Linked DNA regions of Homo sapiens: region 1 is linked to region 2. A link is a contact called in ENCODE Hi-C or POLR2A ChIA-PET data. All regions are on one chromosome and are shown on one strand. Each heading gives the region's core, a stretch centred on a gene start or an enhancer-like site at or near the end of the contact. The rest is flanking DNA. Distances are from core to core; before and after follow the strand shown. Region 1 overlaps LINC00423 (long intergenic non-protein coding RNA 423). Region 2 overlaps KL (klotho).

Evidence for each region. A loop is a pair of places that touch in the nucleus more often than their neighbours do. ChIA-PET counts read pairs that join two places held with the same protein, here RNA polymerase II (POLR2A). Pooled maps may share reads with other maps.
Region 1: a pooled map shows a loop between it and region 2 (2.2-fold over the local background). The contact joins two enhancer-like sites. A Hi-C loop is called at or near these places in 1 of 168 maps with a recorded cell type or tissue (vagina) and 1 of 50 pooled maps. POLR2A ChIA-PET finds 5 or more read pairs at or near these places in 1 of 52 experiments (activated CD8-positive, alpha-beta T cell).

Annotation. Positions count from the first base shown.
Region 1 is chr13:32,836,024-32,842,832 of GRCh38, forward strand. All of the region lies in intron 4 of LINC00423 (long intergenic non-protein coding RNA 423), which reads right to left. Among named protein-coding and RNA genes, the nearest start is that of LINC00423, 72 kb to the right of the region's middle. RefSeq lists an enhancer at 1,378-1,537. Within about 2 kb of position 3,113, at least 8 of the 41 ENCODE cell types and tissues checked have a DNase peak (open chromatin) inside an H3K27ac peak, as active enhancers do.
Region 2 is chr13:33,028,407-33,035,015 of GRCh38, forward strand. The region is part of intron 1 of KL (klotho); the gene reads left to right. Among named protein-coding and RNA genes, the nearest start is that of KL, 15 kb to the left of the region's middle. Within about 2 kb of position 5,091, at least 4 of the 41 ENCODE cell types and tissues checked have a DNase peak (open chromatin) inside an H3K27ac peak, as active enhancers do.

The DNA.
Region 1 (6,809 bases), core at 1,863-4,362, 190 kb before region 2:
TCCACCCCAGACTACGTATCTACACATATTCCTTTATTGCTTTTCTTCCTTGTCTTCCCTAGACCCAGTGCTCACTATGTTCTTCACAACATCTCTGTTCTTCCAAAGCTCCTGTCCCTCCTTTCATACTCACCTCTCCATCTTGATTCTCTTCCTCTGCTTTTATAGCCATTTGTAACCTCTTTTATAGCTTCTTTTGTAACCTTTTATGATGGTGGCTCTCAAATGGGCACATTTGGCAATGTCTGGAGATTTTGGTTGTCACAACTGGCAAGGAGGTAGGGGAAAGTGCTACTGGCATTTAGTGGTAGAGGTCAATGATGCTACTAAACATCCTACAGTGCACAGGGCAGCCCCCACAACAAATAATTATCCAACTCCAAATGTGAACAGTGGCAAGACTGAGAATTCCTGTTTTAATGCAAAAAGGAATAAGTTCAGATTTTGTAGCAGCTGAAGCAAATATAATTTGGGGGAGCCTCTTTAAGCAAAAAATATAAAATCACAAATAGAAAATTGGCTAGATTCTTTTTTTTTTTTTTTTTTTTTTTGAGATGGAGTCTCGCTCTGTGTCCCAGGCTGGAGTGCTGTGGTGCAATCTTGGCTCACTGCAACCACTGCCTCCCGGGTTCAAGCAATTCTCCTGCCTCAGCGTCCTGAGTAGCTGGGACTACAGGCAATGTGACATCACGCCCGGCTAATTTTTTTGTTTTTAGTTGAGATGGGGTTTCACCATATTGGCCATGCTGGTCTCAAACTCCTGACTTCAAGTGATCCACCCGCCTCGGCCTCCCAAAGTGCTGGGATTACAGGTATGAGTTTCAGCGCCTGGCTGAAAATTGGCTAGATTCTTTGTTTGGTCTGCTATAACAAATGACCACAAACTGTGTGGCTTATAAACAAAAAAAAATTATTTCTCATAGTTCTGGAGGCTGGGGAGTCCGAGATGGAGGTGCTGGCAGCTTTGGTGTCTGGTGGGGGTCTGCTTCCTGGTTCATAAATGGCTGTCTTTTCACTGTGTCCCCGCAGGTGAAAGGGACAAGAGAGCTCTCTGGGGCTTCTTTTATAAGGGTAATAATCCTATTTGTGAGGGCTCTGCCTTCATGATCTAACCATCTCCCAAAGGCCCCACCTCCAAGTACCATTACTTTGGGGATTGGATTTCACCATGTGAATGTGATGTGTGGGGGGTTGGGGTACAGACATTCACATATAGCAGCTAGGAATGCAAATATTTATCTAGCATAAGAAAAGAAATCACAAAAACTACTAGAGTTTTAGATATCCAGGTCTCATTCTTCAGAGATATTTTTAGGGACATTTTCAGAAATGCCTCCTGTTTGCAACCTGACTTCCACTCCCCACCTAGACCACCCCAGGAACCAGTCTGGTGCAAGTAAAGAGCCCAGTTGCTTAAGCTTCATTATCTTCAGGATAAATCTGCTTCTGACTGTATCATTTGTCATATTTGCATTGCAATTGTCTATAGCAGGAAGGGAAAGACTAGAAACCTAACACAATTTGCTTCCTCCTTCTAGAAGATGTTCATATGCATGAGTGCGTGTGTGTGTGTACATGAGTGTGAGTATGTATGTATGTGTTTATGTATGTGTGTGTATGTAAGTGCATGTGTAAATGAGTGTATGAAGATATGTGAGCGTGCATGCACATGTGTGTCATGAGTCAAAGCATAAATGAGATAAATCTCCACTGCATCTTTCTGCTCAGAGGTGCTATTAAGAGGGGGAGGGGCCTGAGAATCTGATCCCGTTAAAAGACTGTAATTTGCACTGTCAAAACCTGGAGTCTTCTACTAGATGGCGCTTGGTTAGCAGTCAACCCAATGAGCCTTCTAACTTATAAGGCAAGAGCTGGAGAGATACGCAGGCAGGGAAGGGACTTTTCATGACAAAGTGGGAGAGAATCAGGTTTTTCTGCCACAGAGAGAGGGGAAGCTGGGTGCTCTGCCGGAATGACCCCAGCAGAGTGGTTTCTAGAGTGAGATCCAGGATGCAGGCCAGAGCAGTTTGTAAAAGCCTCAAGGCCAGGTGAGCTATGGAGGAGGGAATTTGGAAGGCGCAGAAACTAAGAGCCAAAGATCAGTAGGCGGTGGGAGGGGGTTGGGCTCAGAAAAGCTATTTTTATTAAAATATTACAAAATGTAACTTCCCAATATTGGTGACATCGTGAACACCTAGGCAGCCTGATTTGTTCCTGTTACTGTCTCCCAACATGGGAAGTGAACTCCTCCGGAAAATGAAAAGGGCCTTCATTTGAGCACACCTAGAACATCTGACATCCAGCACAGCAGGGGGCTTGGTTGTTGAATTAAATCAATCAATGAGTGAGGGATGAATAAGGATGGGAGAGAATCAAGAGAGAATAGAGAGACCAGGCATGCTAGAGCGGGCCAAACAAGCCCGAGTAATCTAGGCTGAGATTAGACATGAAATCCACAAGATCAAATTCGGCTGGGCTGAGACGCGCAGCAGCCACATTTTCCTGAGCAGAGAGGTGAGAGCGCTGCAGGGTCCCATCCAGCTGGGCTGTGAGGTCGCAGAGGAGGATCTTTACTCTGGCTGGGGACTGTATTTCCAGGCTTTTTTTTTTTTTTTTTAAGGCAGCCGCTGACCACTTGCCTTGATTATAAGAAGTATTGCTTGAGTGACTTTGCTCTGCCTGGACAATACTCAGTGAAGCGATGATGTACGGCAGCCATTGAGAGCAGTTGCAAACCCATCCCTGGGCCAGCGAGATAATATTGCTGTGTTCTCCAGAAGGTCCTTCTCCGGAATTTGCTATCCTTCTTGTGGCTGTAGTTGAACAAACTTACATTTGACTTAAAGGGAGGTGTTTATCTAAGCTGTCTTCCTTTTAGGAAAAATAATGGACACAGTGACGTGTAAATCCACTGAGCACCTTGGACATCACAACCAGAGGGTCATGTGCCCCTGAGATTGAGTGGACTATACCTTGGGGGATGGGAAAGGTGGGGGCGGGGTGAAAGCCCGCAGTTACATTCAGACAGCACAGCCCTGGAAATGGATCTTAATTCATTTCACAAGCAATTCCAATGTGCTACAGCAGCTGAGCCCTGTCTGCATTTGCTTGTTTGTTTAGCAAAGGGAAATGTCCTTAGCCTAGCAGCCTGCACGAACTGTTTGCCTAGAGACAGTCACAATAATTGAGCCAACCTGGAAGGCAGGAAATAGGGCCTTAGAGGCCCTACTTCTACTTTTAGAAGTAGGTTTTGGTTTCTTTTTTTAAAGAGGTATTTAAAAAATGGCTATGCAATTTTCCATCCCCCCCAAATGAACCATATTTTTAAGACTGTCTCTGTTTTGTAGCTCTTATTTTCTGAGTGTCACATAGAAGGCACTCAAATAAATATTGCTTCAATACATTTGGTTTGTTTCCAGTTTTTGCCTTTTTTTTTTTTTGAGACAGAATCCCACCCTGTTCCCAAGGCTAGGGTGCAGTGGCGCCATCTTGGCTTACTGCAACCTCCGCCTCCTGGGTTCAAGCCATTCTCCTGCCTCGGCCTTCTGAGTAGCTGAGACTACAAGTGTGTGCTATCATGCCTGGCTAATTTTTGTATTTTAGTAGGGACGGCGTTTCTCCATGTTGGCCAGGCTGGTCTTGAACTCCTGGCCTCAAGTGATCCACCGCCTTGGCCTCTTTAAGTGCTGGGATTATAGGCATGGGCCATCAGGCCCTGCCCCAGTTTTTGTCTTTTTAAGCAATGACGCATTCAACCCATGGGTACCTGCAAGCTGTGCATGCATCTGATTACTTTCTTGGGATAAATTCATTTATTCCTACAAATAAATTAGAGCACCTTAGGGTGTGTATAAATTACTTGGTGGGGTGGGTCTTATTTCAATGCGGGATCTGATTCCATAGGTCTGGGATGGGGCCTGAAAGTCTGCTTTTTTAAGAATCTTCTGAGGTGTGCCAGTGCTGCTGGTCTGGGGACCACACTTTGAGATGCAAGGCCCTAGGTACCACCATAAGCAAGTGGAGCAGTGCCCAGCCAGGGTGGTGGCTCACCTCCTGGAGGCAGATTAGAGCAAACCAGGCCCCTGTAGATTCGGGGAAAGGAGAACATTAACCCTGTCTCCAGTATCAACTCCCAGACTCTCCGGTGTGAATTTCTGCCTCTGCTCTCATGAAATGTCAGAAAGGGTAAAGATATCTCAGTGGCGAATTTTGTGATCTATTTGGAATCAAATGGTTGCTTTGGGAGCCCAGAGGAATTATTAATGAGCCAATAAATGGGATACTGGCAACTTGCCAATTGCTAATAGTGTCCCTCCAAGCGGCAGATGGGGAGCAGGTCATAATAGTGGTCAGCTCAGAGGCTGGCTTTGCTAGGGATAGTCACACTGTGGTCCCCCCAACTTTGCTTAAGGCTTAGAGCAAGCTGCTCCCCGCCTTTCTCCTCTGTGGAAATGTGAGGAGTGCTTGCCTTATCCTGTCCTTGGTCAGCAGAAAACCCTTTCTTAGGGGAAATTTGACCCTTGATGGCTATTTTCCTTTGTCCAGTTTTCCGCCTTTATTTATTTATTTTTTAAATTATTATTATTATTATTATTATTAATTATTTTGAGACAGGGTCTTACTCTGCTGCCCAAGCTGGAGTGCAGTGGCATGACCTTGGCTCACTGCAACCTCCACCTCCTGGGTTCAAGTGATTCTCCTGTCTCAGCCTCCTGAGTAGCTGGGACTACAGGTGTGCACCACCACACCCAACTAATTTTTTGTGTATATTTTGGTAGAGATGGGGTTTCGCCATGTTGGCCAGGCTGGTCTTCAACTCCTGAATCCAGTGATCCAACCGCCTCGGCCTCCTAAAGTGCTGAGATTACAGGTGTGAGCCACTGCGCCCGACCAATTGTACTCCTTCTTATACTTCCAGAAACTGTTTTCTTCAAGGCAGTATCCAAGGGGGCTTGTCAGAGAGAGGCAGGAAGACCCTGTGGGTAGCACGCGGCATCCAAGAACATCCCTTCTGGCAGATTTCCAAATGAAATCTGAGATCTGGCTTTTGGCTGACCTTCAGGGATAGCCTTAAAAGTTGCTGCGGTTTTACCTGGTCTTATGAACGGTTTCATTTGGAGAGCTTTCCCCCTGAGGTGGAATGCAATCTAAAAACTAAATAAAGAAATGATTCATCAAAAGCATCTTTTGACCAACGAGGGGAACAAAATGACTGCTTCCATCCAGCCCTGTGTCTGCTAAGAGCTGAATGACTTGAGAATGTGGAAGACATGTCACTAAATGCTGCAGTTACTTTCAGGTGGTCTGCTACATCTGTGTTTCTGCTGGTTCGACCGCCTGAGAGGAAATTTTGCCCTCAGCAGGCAGTTCCAGGGAGTTGAGGCATGCAAGCCACCATCCAGGCCCCCTAGGAAGGTAGGAGAGGCCTGGAAAACTTGGGTGTGCTTTAGCTCGGCTACATGACCCAGCTGGGGAGACAAACTGGAGCCATGCCCACTGTTCTGGGACCCCAGCCAATGTGGCACATTCACAGGAGTGAAAACTAGAGACCAGCCTGACCCACACATCAGTCTCATTTCCCAGGGGAAGCCGTGTCTCCCACCATGAAGTTCGGTGATTCCTGTCTCTTCTGTGTAACACTCTCATGTCACTTCTGCTTTTCATCTTGAAAAAGTTATTTACCAATTCATCTTTACTCCCTAACTTCTAAGCTTCTTGGAGACTCTGTTAGGTCCCTCTCCACTCGGTAGCCTTTGCACATAATAGACTCTTGGGCTCTTTTGAGTGAATAACTAGTGGAGGATTAGATAGGTCCCAGTCAATCTAAGAGGGCTCCCTGGAGGAGATGACTTCCCTCCTAGGTTTTAAAGGAAGCGGTGGTCTCTTGGATTTGTTGAATTATCCCCTAGGTTCTCCTTTTCCCTATTTTATTTATTCTCTACCTCCCTATTCTTATTTTTAAATGTGACTGATCCTCCATGTCCATATATATATGTGTATCTATATACACACACACATACACATATACATTAGAGGTTGAGCATTCCTAATCTGAAAACCTGAAATCCAAATTTCAAAACTTTTTGAGTATCAACATGACACCACAAGTTAAAAATTCCACACATAAGGACTTAACATAACTTTGTTTCATGTTAACATAAACTTTGTTTCATGCACAAAATTATTAAAAAATTGTATAAAATTACTTTCAGTCTACACACAAAGGAATATATGAAACAAATGAATTTTGTGCTTAGACTTGGGTCCATCCCCAAGATATCTCATTATGTATATGCAAAGATTCCAAAATCTGAAAAAATCCGAAATCTGAAACATCTCTGGTCCTAAGCATTTCAGATAAGGGATACTCTTTGTGTGTGTGTATGTGTATGTGTGTGTGTGTGTGTGTTTGTATATATTATCAAAGGAAAGAGTATTGTGTGTGCGCGCGCGCACACACACACACACACACACACAATACTCTTTCCTTTGATAATATTAACCCTCATCTACATTTAGATGACTTCTCCCTTGCTCTCAAACTTCAATTTCACATTTCTAAATACCCTGTGGCTGGCAGCCTCTGAGATAGACCCTAATGATTCCTGCCTCCTGGTACTGATGACTTTGTAAGATTATATTCCCTTTGAGTAACTTGCTTCTAACAAATATGGCAATATGAGAGATGTCACTTCCATGATTAGGTTACAAAAGATTGTAATGTCCCTCTTGCTAGAAGACTGTCTGTGTGGCCTCCTTGGCTTGCATGCTTCCATGCAGCTGCTGTGTTGGAGAGGCCCACATGGCAA
Region 2 (6,609 bases), core at 3,841-6,340:
CATAAACCCTTTCTCAGGAAGTTATTGGAGGGTAACCGCCACATAACATGAGGAAGACAAGGAGGAAGACATGGGATCTATGAAAGGGCAGGTCTAACCCAGGAAAAGGATGATGAACTGTAGACCCATGATGTCAGATGTGCAGCAGACTAAGATCAGCCAGTGCAGAATGGGGGAGATTCCAGAAGTGTGTCCCCCCAAAATATTGGAGGCTCATGTGACTTCCCTGGGGAAGTTTCTGCTGAGAGGCTATTGGAAATTGAGGGAAGAATTAGCCACAGTCCCAAAGAAAACAGAGCCAATCAAAAAGCAATGCAATTATGAACTTCAAAGAAAACAAAAATAAGAAGGAAAACAGTCTTACTTACTACATTACAAGGTCCAGCTGTGAATGATATTCATGTTGGCAGAATAATGTCAATACCAAATGTCGGTTAAACCCAAAACTATTGTATAACTAAATTGCCTGTGTAAGAGAGCTAAACCCTTATCTAGCATAATAGGAAGTCAGTGGATACTTCCTGAAGTGTGGATGTGTGGAGATGTAAATTCCAAAAGAAAACGTCTTAAGAGTCAAAAGTGGTTGCCTCTAGAGAGAACTGGGGGAATTGTAGGGCAATGTAGGACAGGGAACTGTGATTTTTCTTGTAAGTTGTTCTGACATTTTAAACCATGAACATATATTACTTGTATTTTTAATTTTAAAAAGACATAAATATTTTTTCTATCACTTTAAATATTAATTTTGCTAGTTATAGCACATATTTATAGCATTACACTCTGTAGAGCTCTTTTGGATTCAAGTTTTGGAGAATTTTCAAAGTTTTAGATTAATGCCTTTGTGAGTTTTCATCCCTTTGATGATAACAAGTTACAAAGAAATAGGGTTATGAATAAACCTTGTGGGATATTGTTAGTCACCTTCTCTCAAGTCGATCTGTCCCATGAATCAATGTTTCAAACATTGACCAGCATTTGATACTTAATAAGCAACGAGTAAGTTTTTGTTGAACCAATGAATACTCTTAAAATATATTTTTTCAAGTGGCAACAGTACTATCTTATTTGCACTCTACTTTTCTTTTTGACCCTAAGAATGTCACAAAAATGTTTAGCAACTGTCAAGATTATTACATACAGAGATGACTATTGTGTTCTCAGATATGCTGTATGTCTTAGTTCATTTTGTACAGCTATAAGAGTAGCTGAGACTAGGTTATTTATTTATTTATTTATTTATTTTTTGAGACGGAGTCTTGCTGTGTTGCCCAGGCTGGAGTGCAGTGGCACAATCTCGGCTCACTCCAAGCTCCGCCTCCCAGGTTCACGCCATTCTCCTGCCTCAGCCTCCCGAGTAGCTGGGACTACAGGCACCTGCCGCCATGCCTGGCTAATTTTTTGTATTTTTAGTAGAGACGGGGTTTCACCGTGTTAGTCGGGATGGTCTCGATCTCCTGACCTTGTGATCCACTCACCTCGGCCTCCCAAAGTGCTGGGATTACAGGCGTGAGCCACCGCGCCTGGCCCTATTTTTTTTTTTTTTAAAGGAATTTATTTCCTCACAGTTCTGTTGGCTGGGAAGTCCAAGGGCAAGTCTCTGGCATCTGGTGAGAGACTTCTTGCTGCTTTCTCCCATGGTGGAAGGTGAGAGGGCAAGAGAGAGACAAAAGGAGGCTGAACTCATCCTTTTACAAGGAACCCATGCCTGAGATATTGAACCCACTTCTATGATAACAGCATTAATTCATTGATGAGGACAGAGACCTCATTGCCTAATTGGCCTAAAGTGAGACCTCTTAAAGGTCTCGCTTAATACTATTACAATGGCAATTAAATTTCAACATGAGTTTTGGAGGGGCAAGCATTCAAATCATAGCACCATATAATACAATAAAAATTTTCTGAGCTAAGTTTGGTAAATTTATTCTAGGAATCCATGTTGTCTCCTAGTTATCTTCCCTTCCATAGTACTGATGCATTTTTGTTAACCATTACCTAATTTTGCTTGAGTCTATTATTTCTGAAATTCACATTATCTTCCCTTTTAAAGTTGAGAAAATTTTCATTCTTCAAGCGCCTTATTTTCTATAATCTCTCAAAGTAACTGATGGCTGTTGCATGATCATAAGTGCAAATTATTTTGCTAGACCACACTTGGAGATGATGAATTTGGAATGGCATGCAGACTCCCGACATCAGGAGTCTTGTCTCCTGCAATAATCAGGAACCCAGGCTTAAAAGGGAGCAGGTACAACAGAAGGGCAAGGGGTGACAATGCTGGTGAAAGACATTTGAGGAAAGCTATCAACATGAAACAGAATAAAATAAACAGAAAAGCAAACCAGGGAAAATAAATTATGCAGGAAATTAAACACATACACAAACTGAAACAGGAACCATCAGAACATATAAAAAATTCTTGAACATCAGTAACACAATAGTTGAAACAAAATATTTAGTAAAATATTTGAAAAGTAAGGTCAAAGCAATGCTGTAAAAGTAGTACAAGATGATAAAGAAATAGAACACATTTTTGAAAGGGAAAAAGATTTAAAGGATATTCATAAAGATCCAACATCAGACTAATAGAAGTTCTGGAAAGAGAGAATAAGGAAATACAGGTCAGGAAATTTGTAAAGAAATAATATAATAAAATGCCCCAGAACTGAAGAACATGAGCTTTTAACTTTAAAGAGCCGACTGAGTTCCTAGCTCAATGAATGTATAGACATGTAAGGGTATTGAAAGTTCACCTTCAGTGTCATGTTTCCTAAGAAGCTAATGGAAGATATGCACCAGCAAAATTGTAGTAAATACATAGGAAGAAATAGTATATAGAAAAAGTATGGTTTCAATCCATAAGAAATAAAGGAAACTCCCAGGACGAGAGCAGCTCTTGACAGCATCTAGTCCAAACTGGACTTGGAGGCTGGAAACTTCTAGCAGGGAAGGAAGAGCTCTGGGTGAAAAAGTAGACTCAACAGAATAGATACGATCATAGAAAACATGATAGAGAATCACTAACACATTGAAAAAATCACATATAGAATATTCTGCACGCTTAATAATGAGGTCATTATTTATTCAAGGGAAAATTAAAAGCTGTTTAGAAAAGGGAAATGTTATAGTGCCCTATTTGGCTCTAAAATGAACATTTATATAGGAATCTTCATGTAAATACTAACAATGATTTAAATAAGAACAGACATTTCGGAAAATAAGGGAAGAAAATGGGGCATGTAAAAGAGCTAACTCCTCATTATCCTAATGAATTATTAAATTTCACAATAGCATAGTATTTAGAAATATGATAGTTATTACGAGAAGAAAGAGCTAAAAGGTTGCCAGTGGGGAGCAGGAGTGAGGGTTAGAGACGGGATTGGGGGAGATGCTTACTGTTTTCATGATAAGCCTTTGGTACTATTTGATTTTAAACTATATAAATGCATTTATTAATTTAAAGTAATTTAAAAAACCCATACCACTGGATAATGCTTGATAATTTCTAGAGTCCTTTTTTTTTGTATTTTGGGGCAGGTAAATTCATTGAGAGACCCAGAGAGTTTAGCTGACTTTCCTGTGGGTACCAAGGGTCAGAGCTGGGGTCAAAACTCAGGTTTTCTGAACCCCTATTCCCAGTGTACATTCCATGACTCCAGGCTGCCTCCCGCATTGCACAGGTTACATCTAGGGGTGTGCTAGCAAATGCCTAGACCATCCTCGTCCACATCAGCATCTGAAATGGACAAGAATGTTAGTCATGACTTGCCACTAACGTCTTTAACCTTAATTGACATCTGAGAGTGTCATCATTACATCATTACAAAAACACTAACCCAGATACATCTGTTCCCATTACTATTTCTGCGTAATTCCCCCAGACTTAATTGCTTTAAATAACCATTTTATTTGGTTTACAAACTTATGGGTCAGGATTAGGGGAGGGCTCACCCACGCAGTTTTTCTCTGGTCCGCAGTCATCTGAAGCTTGAACGGGGTGGGGCATGCAAGACGGCTCACACATGTGATCCGCGGTTGAGCCTGGCTGTGGACCAGAGCATCTCTGTTGGCCTCGCTTACACAAGTGGTCTCAGATTAGTAGCCTCTGTACATGGAAACTAGCTTCCCTCCCGGCAAGCATCCCAAGAGAACTAGGAGGAAGTGGTATGGACTTCTTTTCTTCTTCTTCTTCTTCTTTTCACTTATTCTTGATATCATGTAGCTTCATTTCTATCAGAGCAGTCACATGCCCACAGATTCAAGGGGGAGGGTCCACAGATCCGCCAATGGGAGGAACAGCCAGGTTATATCGTAAAAGATCATGGGGCATGGGAGATACCCATCTATTTTCTGTAAAAAATACATTTTGCCACAGCATCACTGGCTTTCCAGCTCACAGTGATCTGCCTGGAATGCCTTTTTCCGTCTCTCCAGGATCTACATCTTTCAATATAAGGTTTAGAAACTACCTCCTACAGGAAGACTTCCTTGATTTCCCTCAGCAAGAAAGAATCTTTCCTTCCTCTGAATCGCCATTGCATTAAAAAAAAAATCCATCTTCTGGCGTTTTCACTTTCAGACTTATACTGTAATTATTCTATGTACCTATGTTTGACCCCTCACGATGCCCAGCATAATAATTTGTCTATTGAGTAAATATTTGCTTAATGAAATAATCATTACATGATAACTCAAATAGCAGTCCTGAAAAAGTGCATTTCAATTCAGATCTCTCTTTTTTCTTCCTTCACAATTCTCATTTCCGAAAAATGAAAGAAGCCAGAGGATCCTTTATGAGGAGTTACAGTATAACTTATGCGTGGCTGTTTCCTGTGTTTACTGCTACTCAGTGAGAAATACGGGAGATGGGAGAGTGAAAAACCATGTCATTTACAATTTGATTAAAAAGCTTTTTATCTTTTCCTTTCACGTTTAAGCCTTGCCGTTTTAAAAATTTCCCTTTCGTCACAGGGGATCAAGCAGCAGTTAACGCTGCAGTTCCCTGTTCTGGAAACACTCTCAAAGGTGTTTCAACACATTTTGTCTCAACTCTGACTCCTGCCCCGCTGCCCCACGCCATCCAGCCACACTGAAGGTCTTGCATTTGTGCCTTGGGGCATTATTTTTTTTTACTCTTCTCCCTGCCTGGAAGGTTCTTCCCAACCTGCCCTACCGCCATAGCCACAGAACCAACCCTTCACTTTCCTTAAGTCTATGGTCACAAGCTCCTTCTCAAAGGAGGCACACCTCTAACCACCCCCATTTGGTGACTTCCTGTCTCCTGGAGGCCCCCGGAACTAGTCTTCTCTACTTCCAGCAACCCACTTTACGAGCAGCGGAGAAGACTGACTACTTCTGGGGGCCTCGAGGAGACAGGAAGTCACCAAATTTACAGGTGCTGTGGATGAAACTGTGTGATAATGAATTTATTGGGCTTGTTTTTTTAGCTTCTGAATAGAAGAACCAATAAGATCATTTTTTTAAAAAAGATAAAAACAGACAAACACAAACCCTCTAGTATAAAAGCATTTTTTTTTAAAAAAGATGAACACACACCCTCAGATTGCCTTCTTTTGAAAAGGCAATCTGAGATTCCTTATGAAATCCCCAGACAGAAGCTGTTTCTTTGAATTTAATATGCTGTACACTGTAGAGCCAAGAGGCTTATAGAGTGTTAATTAACACCCCTTGTCAAACATTTGTAAATGAATCTGGCTAAAGCTCAAGGAAACCAGGTTTTTCTGTGTGATAAAATATAATCTTTGGAGATTATTTATGATCACAAAGGGAGACTGTACAGAAAATTTTCCTAGACTTGGAAATGAGGCAGGATTATTGGTGTCCATCTGGACTGAGGCCTCAGGCAGGCCTGCCTAGTTAATCCCATTCTCCTATCCTCATTCTCTGGGGGTGAAGAAGGCAGTGCACCTTTGTTCAATTTGCTGCTTACCATGGATTAGGGCATTTTAAATTCTGTAAGGGTAGTTTTTAACTTGTAGAAAACTGATAGCGATGGGAAGGATTCTTGCCTAATAGGGACACAAACGGATTTTGTTCTGTAGAGATGTAAATGAAAAGATGAAAATCACAACACATTTAATGAAAGGAAAATAAAGACTCTTGTGAGTGCCACCAAAAAAAAAAATAAATAAAATGTATCTCCTCTCCGTGGCACCCCAGGCCTTCCTTACCTCACTCTATTTCTTCATAGCACTTATTGCCTTAGAACATTCTTTATAATTTACATTTATTATGTTTGTTGTTGGTTGTCGCTCCTCCTGCTAAAATGGAATCTCCGTGAGGGCACGGGTTTTTCTTTGATTTGTTCCCTGTTGTGCCCCAAAGTGCTAGAATCATGCCAGGCACACAATAGATGCTCAATAAATACTTCTGGAATGAAAATCCCCCTCCACTTAGACCAGTGAGTTCCAAACTTTTTTGATCTTGACCCATAGTAAGAAAGGCATTTTCCATGTTGAATATACACCATTGAAACAAAATTTTCACAGAAAAAACTTACCATTATTACAGGCAGTGCACTGTGATATTTCCTAATCTCTTCTATTTTGATTTTCAAAATTGCTGAGGCTACTCATAGGTTGATTTCAC